Regions from separate parts of the Mus musculus genome. Here region 2 is linked to region 1. The links are chromatin loops, found by intact Hi-C in ENCODE. Cell type or tissue: heart. All regions are shown on one strand. Each heading gives the region's core, and the rest is flanking DNA. Links, peaks and the distances in the headings are about the cores only.

Region 1 (3,311 bases), core at 382-2,881:
AGTGTTAGGCAGTTCTGAAGTTGTGCAAACAATAGAGTGTGTGCACATACAAGCAAAACTAGGTATAGAGTTACCAGGCAACCTAATCTTAGGGGACTGTCATTGTCTCTGTAGTTCATCGTCATGTAGATTTATAGATCTATAGGTCTATAGATCAGAGAATGTTGCACCATACATACGTGTAACTTGGACTTGTCAGCCTAAAAGTAAATAAATAAAATGGCCTACCAAGAGCATCATATCACAAAAGAATGGTTTTCAAATGAATAGAAAACAAACTGTTAAGCAATTGTCAAATGGATGGGAAAGGAGTCACATTGGTTAAAGTCCTCCCAAAGCATTGCCAATTTTTACTTATCCACAGAGTCCTGAAGTGGGAGCGCTTCCGTTAGAATGCATGGGACGTGTTTACTGGCACTGTTCTGATGGTTTTCAGAAGGTTCCCTTTAAAAACAACCTGTGTTCTTCACTTTGAACAGTGGAAATATAACATTGTTATAGCTCATGATTGTCAAAGCATTTTGGTAGTGTGTTGCTCAGCTGTGACTAGTGAGCCAGAGAAAGCATGTTGCATACGGAACTCTGACTGTGTGCGTGCCCATCCTGGGTGATGAATAGATGGCTTGAAAGGAAGCTCAACATTTAAAAATTATATTGTGGGAAACACAATGTAGATACTTATGACATACAGAAACAGGAAAAATGTCTCATATAATACACACACATACTAGACAGAGAGAGACATACAATTTTTTGTCTAATATACATGCTAAGTATGTACATATACATGTTTTTTAAAGCCTAATTTATTTATTGAATCTGAGCTATTTTAACATAGGCGTGAGACAGGAAAAGATACTTTAAAGACTGAAATATTTATCAGATACCTTATGCAAATTTCTCATTTTCTTTATTTTAAATGGGTCAAAGAGTAACATGGAAGGTAAGTACACTTTAAGCGTCAAGAGTGGAGCTATTTCAGGTTATTTTTCTATGCAAAATCATGGCCCAGATGAATCCTGGAGCTCTGCAATCTTAGTAGACTAGAAATGTCCCCATGTGTTGTTCTTGGTGGGGTAAACAGAACAAGGTACCAGAAAGGGCCCTGGAAGTTTGATGGTTTATCATTTATAGTAACGCATGGTTGTGATCTTTTGCCTTCTCCTCCTTCCAAAGTCATGTCCTAAGTTTGCAAAGTTTTGGGCTCTACAGAGAAGATCTGAAGGGCTAACAGATTTTATTCTTTGGTGGGAGATAGTGCCAGTGTTTGAGAAAGGAGAAAGTATATTCGTACGACTGCCTTCGTCCGTTGTGTGGTTCTATAGCAGAATTTTGCTGACAGTTAATGTGTAATGAGAAGAGATATCTATGGCTCATGGTTTGGGTGGTTGTAAAGTTTCAGCAGCATGGTGCTCAGGTCATCTTAGCTGGTATGGAAGGCCTTCCGTATTTCAGCAAGCACGGAAGCACAGTGTGAATGGGATGATTGGAAGCTTCAGAGGCACCATGAGTCAACTCCACTGAGGTAACCTTCCTGGCAGTGTTTCCAAAGAGAAGCTACCTGCCAAGGCTGCTGAAGCACGCGGCTAATTAAAAACTTAAGTCTAAGGCTGTTTTATTCCGATACAAACACTAGAGGGCAGAAGCTACCTGGACCATGCAAGACAGTCTTTACTCGGAGGTTGGTTAGCTTTGTCACCCAGTCCCTATCCAGCAGAAGAAGACAGCCTTGGGGAAATGTTTATTTCCCATCACTCTATTCTTTAGGATATCTGTGAATGTGAAGACGATTCCAAAAGACATTTTCTGAAGGAATTCCTTCAGACTCCTTGTCTGCTCAGATCTGAAATAAGGAAATTTCTCTGGAGGAATTGTAGATCAGTAACCATTTGTTAAACATTTGTGTGGACCTGCCCTGCACCATAGTATACAGCTGAGTTTGAACCTAGGCTTATTTCACCAGCTTTTTACTGTTTCCTGACATTGGTTAATTTCTTATAACAAAACCCTTTGGGTATCCCTGGAAATTCATGAGAATAATGTGTTTAAGCAAGAAGACCTCCCCTCAAAGCCTGAACTCTTACACATATGGGAGGAGGCTCTTGACATAGCTCTATTTAAAAACCAGATAGCCACTGACCTAGCTGATGGTCATCGTAATGGCCATCATCATGGGACATTTTTCCTCCCACAGCTGAGCTGATTCATGAAAAGGTAATATCATAGACCAGAAGAAGTTCCTCTTGGGAGCCCCAGCACAGTCTCTTGGGTGTGAGTGTACTTATATCATCTAGAGAAAGGTTTTGAGGTCTAGGACTAGTTACTTGATCCCAGTTGCTTTATATTTAACATAGAAAAGCTTTAAACAAAGAGTCTGGAACATGACCACAAGTTTGAATTTCTAGGGTGAGAACAATGCCCACCCAGGAATGGATACCAACCAGAGCACAGGCAAAGAAGATTGGATGCAAGAAAGTGCGCATAAGACTTGTGTGGTTCTTCCCCACGTTCTCCTCTATAAGTTCCAGTGTCTTTGGTTTTATGTGGCATTCCTTGATCCACTTAGACTTGATCTTTGTACATGGAGATAAGAATAGATCAATTTGCATTCTTCTACATGCTGACCACCAGTTGAACCAGCACCATTTGTTGAAAATGCTGTCTTTTTTTCCACTGGATGGTTTTAGCTCCTTTGTCAAAGATCAAGTGACCATATGTATGTGGGTTCATTTCTGGGTCTTCAATTCTATTCCATTGATCTACCTGTCTGTCATTGTATCAGTACCAGGCAGGTTTTATCATAATTGCTCTGTAGTGCAGCTTTGAGGTCAGGGATGGTGATTCTACCAGAGGTTCTTTTATTGTTGAGAATAGTTTTTGCTATCCTAGGTTTTTTGTTATTCCAGATGAATTTGCAAATTGCCCTTTCTAACTTGGTGAAGAATTGAGTTGGAATTTTGATGGGGGTTCCATTGAACCTATAGATTGCTTTCGGCAAGATAGCCATTTTTTACTATACTAATCCTGCCAATCCATGAACATGGGAGAACTTTCCATCTTCTGAGATCTTCTTCGATTTGTTTTTTCAGAGACTTAAAGTTCCTGTCATACAGATCTCTCACTTGCTTGGTTAGAGTCACACCAAGGTATTTTATATCATGGACACAGGAAAAATTCCTGAACAGGACACCAGTGGATTGTGCTGTAAGACCAAGAATTGACAAATGGGACCTCATAAAATTGCAAAGCTTCTATAAGACAAAGGGCACTGTCAATAAGACAAAAAGGCAACCAACAGATTGGGAAAAGAT
Region 2 (3,311 bases), core at 371-2,870, 740 kb after region 1:
GCATCAAAATTGCATTGGAGTTCGGGATAACTGCTTCTCTGACTGGGTTGTATTCCAAGACTGTTGTCTAATGAAACCCTCCCTACCTGGAAGCTCTAGTGCCCCATACTTTCACCAGCCTGTCCGCAAAAGGCCTGCATGTACACGGTGGGTACACCACAACTCTCCTGTCCATGGATTTAGCCGATTATTCATCCTAGATCTGTGCTCTGTCTTCAAGTGATCATGTTGGATAGATGTGTCTCATGGCATACATAGAGAAAGCAGGATAGGAGAGAGCTACCAGGCATGTCACAGAACCCCATTCTGCTTGGCCACCACCACCACCCCCACACACACACACACCTGCTTTGCCTGTTCAACATGCTTCAGCTAGCTCTTCTTTGACCCTATGCATCTTTCCTCTCCTAAGCGCTGAGCAAGCGGTTTGTCCAGTCTGTACTTGCCTCCCCACTCAATGTGTTTATGGCTTTCTGCCGCTCTAATCAGCCTCTGACCCTATCAGAAAACCACAGAGGAAATGAAGTCGGTCTGGCTTGACTTTCTCTTGCTGAACTCTGTCTACACCTGACAGCAACAGCTCCCTGCTCACAGAACACATAAATCCAGGGTTTAATAACCCATCCTAGGATTTCGCCAGGCTTCAAAAATCACCCAGTCTGTCATGTCAGCAAACAGCCTTGTCCTTCTTGGTGATAAATCAGGGTGAAATTAGCATTTCACACACGCCATGACTCTCTGCCACAGTTTTTCAAACAAAACGCCTGGCATCTCGGCACTGCTGTAGGTGGGGTTGGGAAGGTTCGAGATCACAGCTGCTCCCTACAGTTGGCTCACCTGGCTGTCACCTCTCCAGTCTGCTTCTTTCCATTGGGGCCTGGAGACATCAGCCCTGCTTCCTAGCCAGGAGGAATTTCTGCAGCTGCAGCTTAGCCCCTGTTGCTTATTAATGCTTCTGGGTGCAGAGTTGTTCTGATGGTGGGATTCCTGCCTCAGCACGGAGCTGGAGCAGTCTCACCCTGCAGTGTGCACTCAGCAGAATGTTGACCTCTGCCCCAGCTCCTGCTCCTGTTCCTGCCTGGCCTGGCATCTCCAGCCTACTTTTAGAGAATATACCCAGAATTTATAGATACACTAGGTCATTCTGAGCGTTGATTATGAATTATCAACACCCTGAGGGTTTTTAAAGAGGAGGGTTTGAGTTGCTAACTTTTCCAAAGGCTGATCTAGATAAGTGCTGACTGCAAGGTTAGAGCCGGTTGGGGTAAGGACCTCTCTTCCTGCCTTAGGCATTTGATGAAGACATTCACTAATAACTGCAGATATCCAAGCAGTTATTATAATAATAATCACCCAAGCCTTGGTGACCTCTAGGCTGCAGGCCACCTTCCTAGGAGCTGGTAACCCTCCAGCCTTGCCATGGAGAGCATGCTCCACATCAGAGAGGGGACAGTCTCTGTCATATGAAGGCTTCTGGTTCCCTCTAGTGACGACTTCAGATACCTGCTCTTTGCCACTATTCCCAAGGAGATGCTGAGGTGGATTAGATGGGCAAGCCTGTCCCAAGTGGAACCCCTGTTCAGTCTCCCTCGTGACATGGGGTCTCAACAACAGTTGGGCTGTGGTCAAAGCCTCATTTTCAGAGCCCTACAGAGAGACTGTTCCCTTAAGAACTTACTAGAAGAATGTCTGTGGGTCAAGCCATTCTGCCACCCTTTCCCCTTGCCTGCAGGCTGGTCCCCAAATGTTCCTGTGTCACAGTCTTCATGTATGTCTCGGTGCTATTGTGGGGATTAAACAGTATTCAAAGCCCTGACACCCAGAAAGCATTTACTGAGGATCAGTTTGGATGCTGAATTACTGCTGCCTGCTGAGGGTTAAACTGAGGTAGCCGTGGGCTTCTGCTCCCTACGGTGAAGACAGCCTCGGGTCACCCTGTCCCAACTGTGTGAACATGTAAGCATGAGAGTGACTGAATAAGGAGTACTTATCCGGTCTTCAGTTTTACCTGTAGGAGTCCTTCCCACTAGGGTGGAACCTGATCTCTGACACTGAGTTCTGCGGACTTCCAAGGACCTGAGCTGGCCCTTGCAGCAATATGAAGCTTGGTGGACTCCACCACAGTACTGTGTAGCATGCCATCTCCCAAAGACTATGGAGAAAACTCATGGCGGCGTCTTAAGTACATTGAAAATGCACAGAGAGACAGGCATCGGCAGATGGGACCACTCCAGCAGGTAACGCTCCTAGAGAAATTGCCACCTTGGGTGGGAAAGCCGCTTTTCTGGAGCTTAGGAAGTTCACCTAGGCTCTAAGACATATGACATATGACATTCTAAGACATAATACTATAAACTTAAATTATAGACATTTACTTATACAGTCCTGGTGGTTGAATTCCAACATGGAGGTATAGGCAAGGGTGGAGACTGAGTCCCCTTTCCTTGCCTTGCAGATGGTCCATGTATTCACACAATCTTTCTTTTATGCGTGTGGCCTTGGTGTCGTTCTGTGTGTCCAAATCTCCTCTTATATGCAAAGTAATCAGGATGGAGAACCCATCATCCGAACCTTGTTTAATTGCCCCTTTTAAGGGCTTGTCTCCAAATAGAGTCATATTTTGAGGTGTATTCAAGTGTGGAACCCAAGGGCTCTGGGAGAGGGCCATGACATGCTCTCACCTTTGTGGAGGAAAGTCATTTGACTCAATCTCCTCGACACAGGTTCATGGAGGCCAGTCATCTAAGGGGCATGTGGTCTTACTGTCATGAAAGGTAGGGGGAATGAGAGAAGTTTTTCTTTGCTGGGTTGGAAAACCTATGTAGACAGCAGTAACAGCTTAGCATTGACATACAGCTTATAGCCAACGCATCAATATGCAGATGTGGGCAGAAGCAGCCCAGCTTCTATCAAGATAAGCTTGGATCACTGCTTTGCTTCACTGACTACTGCTAAGACTACTTATTGGCCTTGCCACTAAATGGCCCACTTTAGGTCTTTCTGTCTCTCAGTTGCCCCCTTCTGGAGGCTGCGGGTATGGACAATGGGAAACCAAAGGGGACCTCAGTGCCTCTACAAACAAAAGCTCTGTGAAGGTGACTGAAGTCACACACAGGACTCCATGCCCTTCTTGTTTGTGTATTAGGATGGGCTTCCCTCGTATAGGACTTCATGGTTCCGTCCTCTGCCCCACCAGTGGCATCTTCTTGCATCACCAGGCAATGCATTGGCATCATTCCGGGTTTAAGGATAGCCCAAGGGCTCTAGGATAGAGACAGAGCATGTTCCGAGCGTTGTGAAGGAGAGTTCTT

The links. A loop is a pair of places that touch in the nucleus more often than their neighbours do. Peaks named below come from ENCODE experiments on the same cell type or tissue, not always from the same donor. Only the 100,000 strongest peaks of a DNase experiment are listed, where the experiment ranks them.
Region 2: a loop joins it to region 1, with 9 times the contacts of the local background. A loop is called at or near these places in 35 of 42 quality-filtered maps.

What each region holds. Positions count from the first base shown.
Region 1 is chr7:75,109,161-75,112,471 of GRCm38, reverse strand. No RefSeq gene overlaps it. Among named protein-coding and RNA genes, the nearest start is that of 4930533N22Rik, 81 kb to the right of the region's middle. In heart, for the core only: a CTCF peak has its summit at 1,636 (motif pointing right); no DNase peak of the experiment used is centred there.
Region 2 is chr7:74,369,561-74,372,871 of GRCm38, reverse strand. The region is part of intron 2 of Slco3a1 (solute carrier organic anion transporter family, member 3a1); the gene reads left to right. Among named protein-coding and RNA genes, the nearest start is that of Slco3a1, 180 kb to the left of the region's middle. In heart, for the core only: a CTCF peak has its summit at 1,489 (motif pointing left); a DNase peak (open chromatin) is centred at 1,471; H3K27ac peaks cover 775 bases.